Regions from separate parts of the Homo sapiens genome. Here region 2 is linked to region 1. Evidence: chromatin contacts called from ENCODE Hi-C or POLR2A ChIA-PET data. All regions are on one chromosome and are shown on one strand. Each heading gives the region's core, a stretch centred on a gene start or an enhancer-like site at or near the end of the contact. The rest is flanking DNA. Distances are from core to core; before and after follow the strand shown. Region 1 holds the start of MGA (MAX dimerization protein MGA). Region 2 has its middle 27 kb from the start of TYRO3.

Region 1 (3,429 bases), core at 587-3,086:
CTTGAAGTAAGTATGCCAAGGTACCCAGGGCACTGAATTTCCTCAAGTCTTTAGCCTGTGTTTTCTGTAAAGTGGACCCAACCCACTTAACCCACACAAACGCTAGAAACAACCGTTGGCGGCAAGAAACACTAGCGCTGTTCCGATACGCAGGAAAGTAAAAGGCTCGGTCTCACTGCCTTCCCCGAGAGGAGCAGACGCCGTCGACTATTAATGACCCACAAACCGCCGCTTTTCAACTGCAAAGGACAGCTGGCCAAGAACCACGTGAAAAAATGCCGCAAGGAAAGCTCTTCCGGGGAAGAGTCCCGACAGATCACGTGCCGCCGGCCGGAACCCGATGATCGCTCTGCGGGACCCAGCCGCGTTCTGTTACCTTGGAGACTACAGAACCAGCCACCAGACCCTCCCCTGCCAACCCCCTTCCCAGCAGCCGTCACGCCGCCCCCAGGCACTTTCCCTGCAGCCTAGCCGCGGCATCGTGCCCAAAAAGAACGAACAGAGCAAGCAGTTGTTAACCAGGGACTCAGCCGCATAAGCCTGGCAAGCTCTACAACAACACGCGCGGGTGGGCTCGAGACTTCTCATGATCCACGTGTTTGCTCCGGCGAGGCGAACCTTGGGAAAGTTATCTTCCCAATAAAAGAGTGCACTTTGGTTTCTCGTGTTGGTCTGCCATCAGTAACCCCTCCTTTCAGACCTCATTTACCCGTTCCTGCTTCCACCCCGGCCAGAGAAAGAAGGCATTCCCAGGGTTCGAAAGGCAAGGCAAAAATCTGTACAGCAAGACACTACCACTTTTGCACTCCCGACCCAGTCTGAAACGATCCCTAGTTTCCCCATATTCTTCTGACACATAGATCCCTCAACTTTGGCTACTGGAGCTTTGGGGGGGCGGTGGGGGGGTGATGTTAATGTCCCAGATACCTTGCACTGAGGGCAGAGACCTACTTGACCATTTAACAGAAACGGGAAACCCCATAAACAGAACTAGGTAAAAGGCTGCCCCACAGAGGAATAAAGAAAATAACACCTGCTCTTCCCACCTGTTTTCCCCTCCCTCATTTCTGCACTTACACACCACCGGTCCTTTGTTTACCAAGTCCCCACTCCTACAGCTCACTTCCTCGCCCTCCTTTATTAAACTTGACGTCCTGCCTCAAACAATTTGGCCGGAAATTACTTGTTAGAAAAGACGTTTGCACAGGTGTCAAAACGCTGCGCCAAGTTCTCAGAAAAGCGACGCCGACACCGTTTCCCTTGGAGTTCTAGAACCACGAGACCTAGGCTCTAAACTGAAAAGCGCGTAAGCGTGGCTCTCGACCTAGAGCCCGGCGCCGGGCGAGAAGTCGTCACGCGGACCGTACCACGCGGAGCGGCACCCCACACACGCGAGGGCAGGGCCGAGCCATGGGCGCTTCTCACCCCTCCCGCCTCGTGGCCGCTCTCTCTGGCGTCGATGTTCCCAGTTAGGTAGCTGAGCGACGCGGAAGTGAGGCCGGGGACGCGCGCGAGGTGACATGCGCAGCCTCGCTCAGGGACCACAGGGGCGCGCCAAAGGCGGCCCTGCGCAAGGCCCGGCCTGGCGAGGGCGTGCGAAGCTCTCTCAGCGGAACGTTTCTCACGCCGTTCAAATACACAAGAGCTTCAAACTCTCGAAAAACTCCAATCGGGCCAGTACTAAGCGATGCCCTCCACCCAGGCCCGAGAGTTACCGTGCGGGGCGTGGCCGGCCTCACCCGGAGTCCTTCACATCCCGCTGGGGGCGGGTTATTCTGTTCGGTTCGCACACCGTGTGTCCGCTCCAGCTGAAGAGCCTGCGCGCGCGCACCGGACGTCCACGTCACCGCGCACGCGCTCCTACCCGCTCGGAGCCCGCCGCGCAGGCGCAAAAGGAGACGCGAGCAGCACCTCCCTGACCCCTCCCCCAACACCAGGAGTCCAAACGGCCCCAGAGCAGCAGCAAGACCCTTGGGACCCGCCCCCCGAGTGGAAGCCGCTGCTTTTCCGGGTCCCTGCAACCCAGAAAAGCCTACTGAAGGTTCTAGAACCAAGAAAGGCGAGGCAGGAGGGAGGCACCTAAACTCCTCAGGCTTGCACACGAAGCCTTCGTGGAAACTGTGAAACCAATGCCCGGCGGGCCTTTCTCAACTGTGCCTTTCACCCTTTCCCTAGGGCTCCTCGCCGGCTCCGCCCCGGCCGCGCCCAGCCCCACCCACACGGGGCTCCGCAGACCCCCAACCTCCACAAGCCCGTCAAATGAATCTGAGGTCTTCCACCCCGGAGTACCGGGGCTTGGACAGCTCCAGAGCATTGGGAAACCTTGAAGCCAAAGACCTTGAGAGACGGATGGTCGAGTTTACAACATCCACAACCGAAGACGACTAGGAAAATGGGGAGGAGACCGAAAGACTCAGTGCGCAGTTGGAAAGCGAAGAGTTGCCACTAAATTGCCGGATATAAAGATGAAAGATATCTTGATAAAACAGGGAAACGATGCAGGAGTGTGTTATCTAAGCTTTAGTGCCTTGATCCTGTGCATTCAATTTTTGTTTCTTCAAGACATTTAAGCTATGAGGTGCAAAGAAAGTATTAGTGAATATCTATTATGTGTCAGGCAGTTGCTGAAGTAAATCAATGGACAGTATTTCTCCTAACCTTCAAAAAGTAGTTTTCTTTCTCCTTCTCTACTCCTTACCAGCTGTTCTTTCTTCTGTGCTCCTGACACCAGTAAAAAGGAAGCGTAGTTTCTTAAAAGGCAAAAAAGAAGTAGGGAGTAGGAGAGCAGATTTTGTGGTCAATGATCCAAAACTGCCTTCTTTGATAAGAATTAGCAAGCACTGAGAACCTACTACGTGACATGCTATGTGACAATACAAAACACTATGAAGGAGAATGAGAAGACTAAGGAAGGAGTCAACAGAAGGAGGCTTATCCAACACTACTGATCTGACCTACTTTTTACTTAGGAAGGTCATATTTCTCTACACTTTGCTCTTCCTGAGGAGATATACAACAACATTGACAGAAACTGCTGGAATAGTCTGAACTAGAAAACGTGTAGGCTACTTTAGAGACTTCTGAAGGCATTCTGAAACCCCAAGTCAGGCACGGTCAGCAAGAGCATTCAAGATCCTAGGCAAAATTGAAAAGTAACAGTTTAACACCTTCCTCCTCTTCCCTGAACCCAAGAACTTCTTTCCTACAAGCTGCCCTGTCAGAATCTCCCACCTTACCAAGAATGCCTTCCTCTCAAGGATCTGAGGTTTCCTCATAAAAATTTTCCATTTTCTGGGGAAGAAGTAAATTTATGTTGATTTAGCATTAAAATATATGATCATAAGGTGTGAATGACTGGTTAACAACCATGCATCCCCAAAGAGACAAGTTAACCCAAATGATCTCTCTAACTGGGGGATCTGTGAGGAC
Region 2 (3,429 bases), core at 511-3,010, 75 kb after region 1:
TAGACCTATGCCCAACTTTAACATTAAATCCCTCCCCAGTAAATTAGTTCCTGCTTAGGGGATTAACAAGAACTGAATATAAGCTGAGCGATCAAAATTTATCAATTTATCAAAAAGGTTGTGATAAGTTGGTTCTGTCTAGGCAGGAGGCAAGGTGAACACCTTGGGCGGTTACATTACTGGAAAGGAGTCCCAGTCCAGATCCCAAGAGAGGGTTCCTGGATCTTGCAAAAGAGAATTCAGAGCGAGATCATAAAGTGAAAACAAGTTTATAAGGAAAGTAAAGGAATAAAAGAATGGCTACTCCATAGACAAAACAGCCCCAAGGGCTTCTGGTTGCCCATTTTTATGGTTAGTTCTTGATGATATGCTAAACACGGGGTGGATTATTCATGCCTCTCCTTTTTAGACCATATAGGGTAACTTCTGATGTTGCCATAGCATTTGTAAGCTGTCATGGTGCTGGTGGGAGTGTAGCAGTGAGGACGACCAGAGGTCACTCTCATCGCCATCTTGGTTTTGGTGGGTTTTAGCCGGTTTTTTTACTGCAACTTGTTTTATCAACAAGGTCTGGCCGGCGCAGTGGCTCATGCCTATAATCCCAGCACTTTGGGAGGCTGAGGCCGGAGGATCACCTGACGTCAGGGGTTCAAGACCAGCCTGGCCAACATGGTAAAACCCTGCCTCTACAAAAATACAAAAATTAGCCGGGCCTGATGGTGGATGCCTGTAATCCCAGCTACTCGGGAAGCTGAGGCGGGAGAATCTCTTGAACCCAGGAAGCAGAGGTTGCAGTGAGCCGAGATTGCGCCACTGCACTCCAGTCTGGGCAACTGAGTGACAGAGTGAGACTCCATCTCAAAAACAAACAAACAAAAAACAAGGTATTTATGACCTGTATCTCGTGCTGACCTCCTATCTCATCCTGTGATTAAGAATGCCTTAACTTACTGGGAATGCAGCCCAGCAGGTCTTACCTTTTTTTTTTTTTTTTTTTTTTTTTTTTAAGACAGAGTCTCCCTCTGTCACCCAGGCTGGAGTTCAGTGGCATGATTTCAGCTCACTACAACCTCCACCTTCCAGGTTCAAGAGATTCTCCTGCCTCAGCTTCCCGACTAGCTGGGACTACAGGCGTTCACCACCATGCCTGGCTAATTTTTGTATTTTTAGTAGAGACGGGGTTTCACCATATTGGCCAGGCTGGTCTTGAACTCTTGACCTCAGGTGATCCGCCCGCCTCGGCCTCCCAAAGTGCTGGGAGACCGAGACACAAGAATCGCTTGAACCAGGGAGGTGGAGGTTGCAGTGAGCCGACAGCCACTGCACTCTAGCCTGGGCGACAGAGCGAGACTCTGTCTCAAAAAAAAAGAAAAGAAAAGAAAAGAAATTTTAAATAGTTTAAGGATCACATGTATTGTTTTCATCCACGTTATATGTTGTTATATACATTTCATTTTAATAAAGGGTTATTTCTGTCAACCTTAAAAAATATATTGAGGGAAAGTTTGTTTGTTGAATGGTAATGATTACCAAACATTCTGTGGTTTTTGGCTTTAGGGATTCCCTCGGACTCTTCATCTTCGTTTTGCCCCGTAGGCATTTGCTGACTTTGTTGGCATGTGGCATCCCACAGCTCCCAGCCCCACCACTAGGGCCTTTTCCACTTCGGCCACGTGGCCCCACCCACCTAGCTCTCATCTCCCTTCCAGGGCGCTTACTGTCTGTAGAGCGTCTTAGCTTTCTTCTCTGTTTTTCCTTAGTTTTCTTGACAAACAGGCAACGCTTTCGTCGTTTCCAAGAGCGTGAGCCCCTAGGGCGTAAAAACGGGAGGCTCACGGTTCTTTGCTATTACTCTGGGCCAAGTCAATACTTGTGGAATTAACTTTTACCACCAGAGGAGGCAAACTCAAAGACAGCTTTAACGAAAGAAGCGCGGGCATTCCGCGACGATGGAGTGTTCTCGGGCACCCTTGGGAGGATGGATCCCGTAGACCCGGAGCTGCCGGGCTCCCGCTCCGTGCGCGTCTGTCCCCGTCCCTGCAGGGGCCCCGCGCCCACGGGCCGCCACCGCCTGCGCCCGCCGCGCTCCTCCCCGCGGCCTGCAGGGCGCCGGCTCTGTCCGCAGCTGGGGCCCTTCTGCGCCGCGGACAAAGGCGCTGGTGTCCCGCCGGCCAGGCCAAGCCTTTCCCTGCCCGCCGCCGAGCGGCCTCGGCCAAGCCCCGGCGGGGCAAACCGGCTCGTGACCGCGCGTGTGACGCCCGCGTGTGGCCCCGCTCTCGAGTGGGCCGCAGAGGTGAGGATTCGTCCCGCGGGCCCAGCCCGCCTAGCGCGAGCCTCTCTGGCCGGAGCCCGTGGGTAGAAATGCCTGGGGCACAGCTGCGTATCCCACCAGGTGCTTCTGGGCTCGCTCGAGCTAAGTCCAGGCACAGCCTTCTGATTTGGGGCTTGTGGGGTTTTAGAGGACCAAATGTAAAATTATTTTCTGCCTTTTAATGATCCAGAGGCTTCCCCAACCTGTCTGTGGCTTAGGGAGGGCCCAAAAGGCTTCTCTCCTTTGCTCTTGCTCTACCCTGGGGAAAAACTGAGGAATTTGGAGAAAAGGGGAGGAGTGTTCTCTAAGATTTACTGAACTTTGGCCAATTGTCAGGAACTCTTCTAGGCCCTTAGATACTTTTAGTTAATTCTAAAAAGGTCTCGTGAAGTAAATATTACCAGTGTTTTCCCCTGTGCGCCCTAGGCACGCACTCAATACTCTCACCAACCACCAAATCGCCAGTTATAAATTTTACTAGACCCCTCCTTTCCCTTACCCCCACACCCAATTAATGAATATTCATTGAGTGCCTACGAAGTGCGAAAGCGCTGAGGATACCATAATAAAAAAGACAGGTCCCTGTGTGCACACAACTTATATGGAGAGGAAAGGGAAGGGGGAGAGATAATTTTTTTTTCTTTTTTTTTTTATGGAGTCTCGCTCTGCAGGCCAGGCTGGAGTGCAGCGGCTCAGTCTCAGCTCACCGCAAGCTTCCCCTCCCGGGTTCACGCAATTCTCCTGTCTCAGCCTCCCCAGTAGCTGGGATTACAGGCGCCTGCCACCACGCCCGGCTAATTTTTTGTATTTTTAGTAGAGACGGGGTTTCACTGTGTTAGCCGGGATGGTCTCAATCTCCTGACCTCGTGATCCGCCCGCCTCGGCCTCCCAAAGTGCTGGGATTACAGGCGTGAGCCACCGCGCCAGGCCTTTTTTTTTTTTTTTTTTTTGTGAGACAGAGTCTTGCTCTGTCACCCAGGCTGGAGTGCAGTGGCACAATCTCAGCTCCCTGCAACCTCCGCCTCCCAGGTTCAAGCGATTCTCCTGTCTCAGCCTCCAGAGTAGCTGGGATTACAGGCGCATGACACCATGTCCGACTAATTTTGTATTTTTAGTTG

What was found. A loop is a pair of places that touch in the nucleus more often than their neighbours do. ChIA-PET counts read pairs that join two places held with the same protein, here RNA polymerase II (POLR2A). Pooled maps may share reads with other maps.
Region 2: a map of Panc1 shows a loop between it and region 1 (4-fold over the local background). The contact joins the enhancer-like site here to the promoter of MGA in region 1. A Hi-C loop is called at or near these places in 3 of 168 maps with a recorded cell type or tissue (Caco-2, Panc1 and naive thymus-derived CD4-positive, alpha-beta T cell) and 4 of 50 pooled maps. POLR2A ChIA-PET finds 5 or more read pairs at or near these places in 8 of 52 experiments (Caco-2, K562, Panc1 and 4 more).

The regions. Positions count from the first base shown.
Region 1 is chr15:41,658,812-41,662,240 of GRCh38, reverse strand. It overlaps MGA (MAX dimerization protein MGA), which reads right to left and starts at 1,836. Exons shown (of 24, transcript NM_001400225.1): 1 at 1,716-1,836.
Region 2 is chr15:41,584,167-41,587,595 of GRCh38, reverse strand. No RefSeq gene overlaps it. Among named protein-coding and RNA genes, the nearest start is that of TYRO3, 27 kb to the right of the region's middle. RefSeq lists a silencer at 2,018-2,127. Within about 2 kb of position 1,760, at least 22 of the 41 ENCODE cell types and tissues checked have a DNase peak (open chromatin) inside an H3K27ac peak, as active enhancers do; they include Panc1, where a contact is called at or near this core.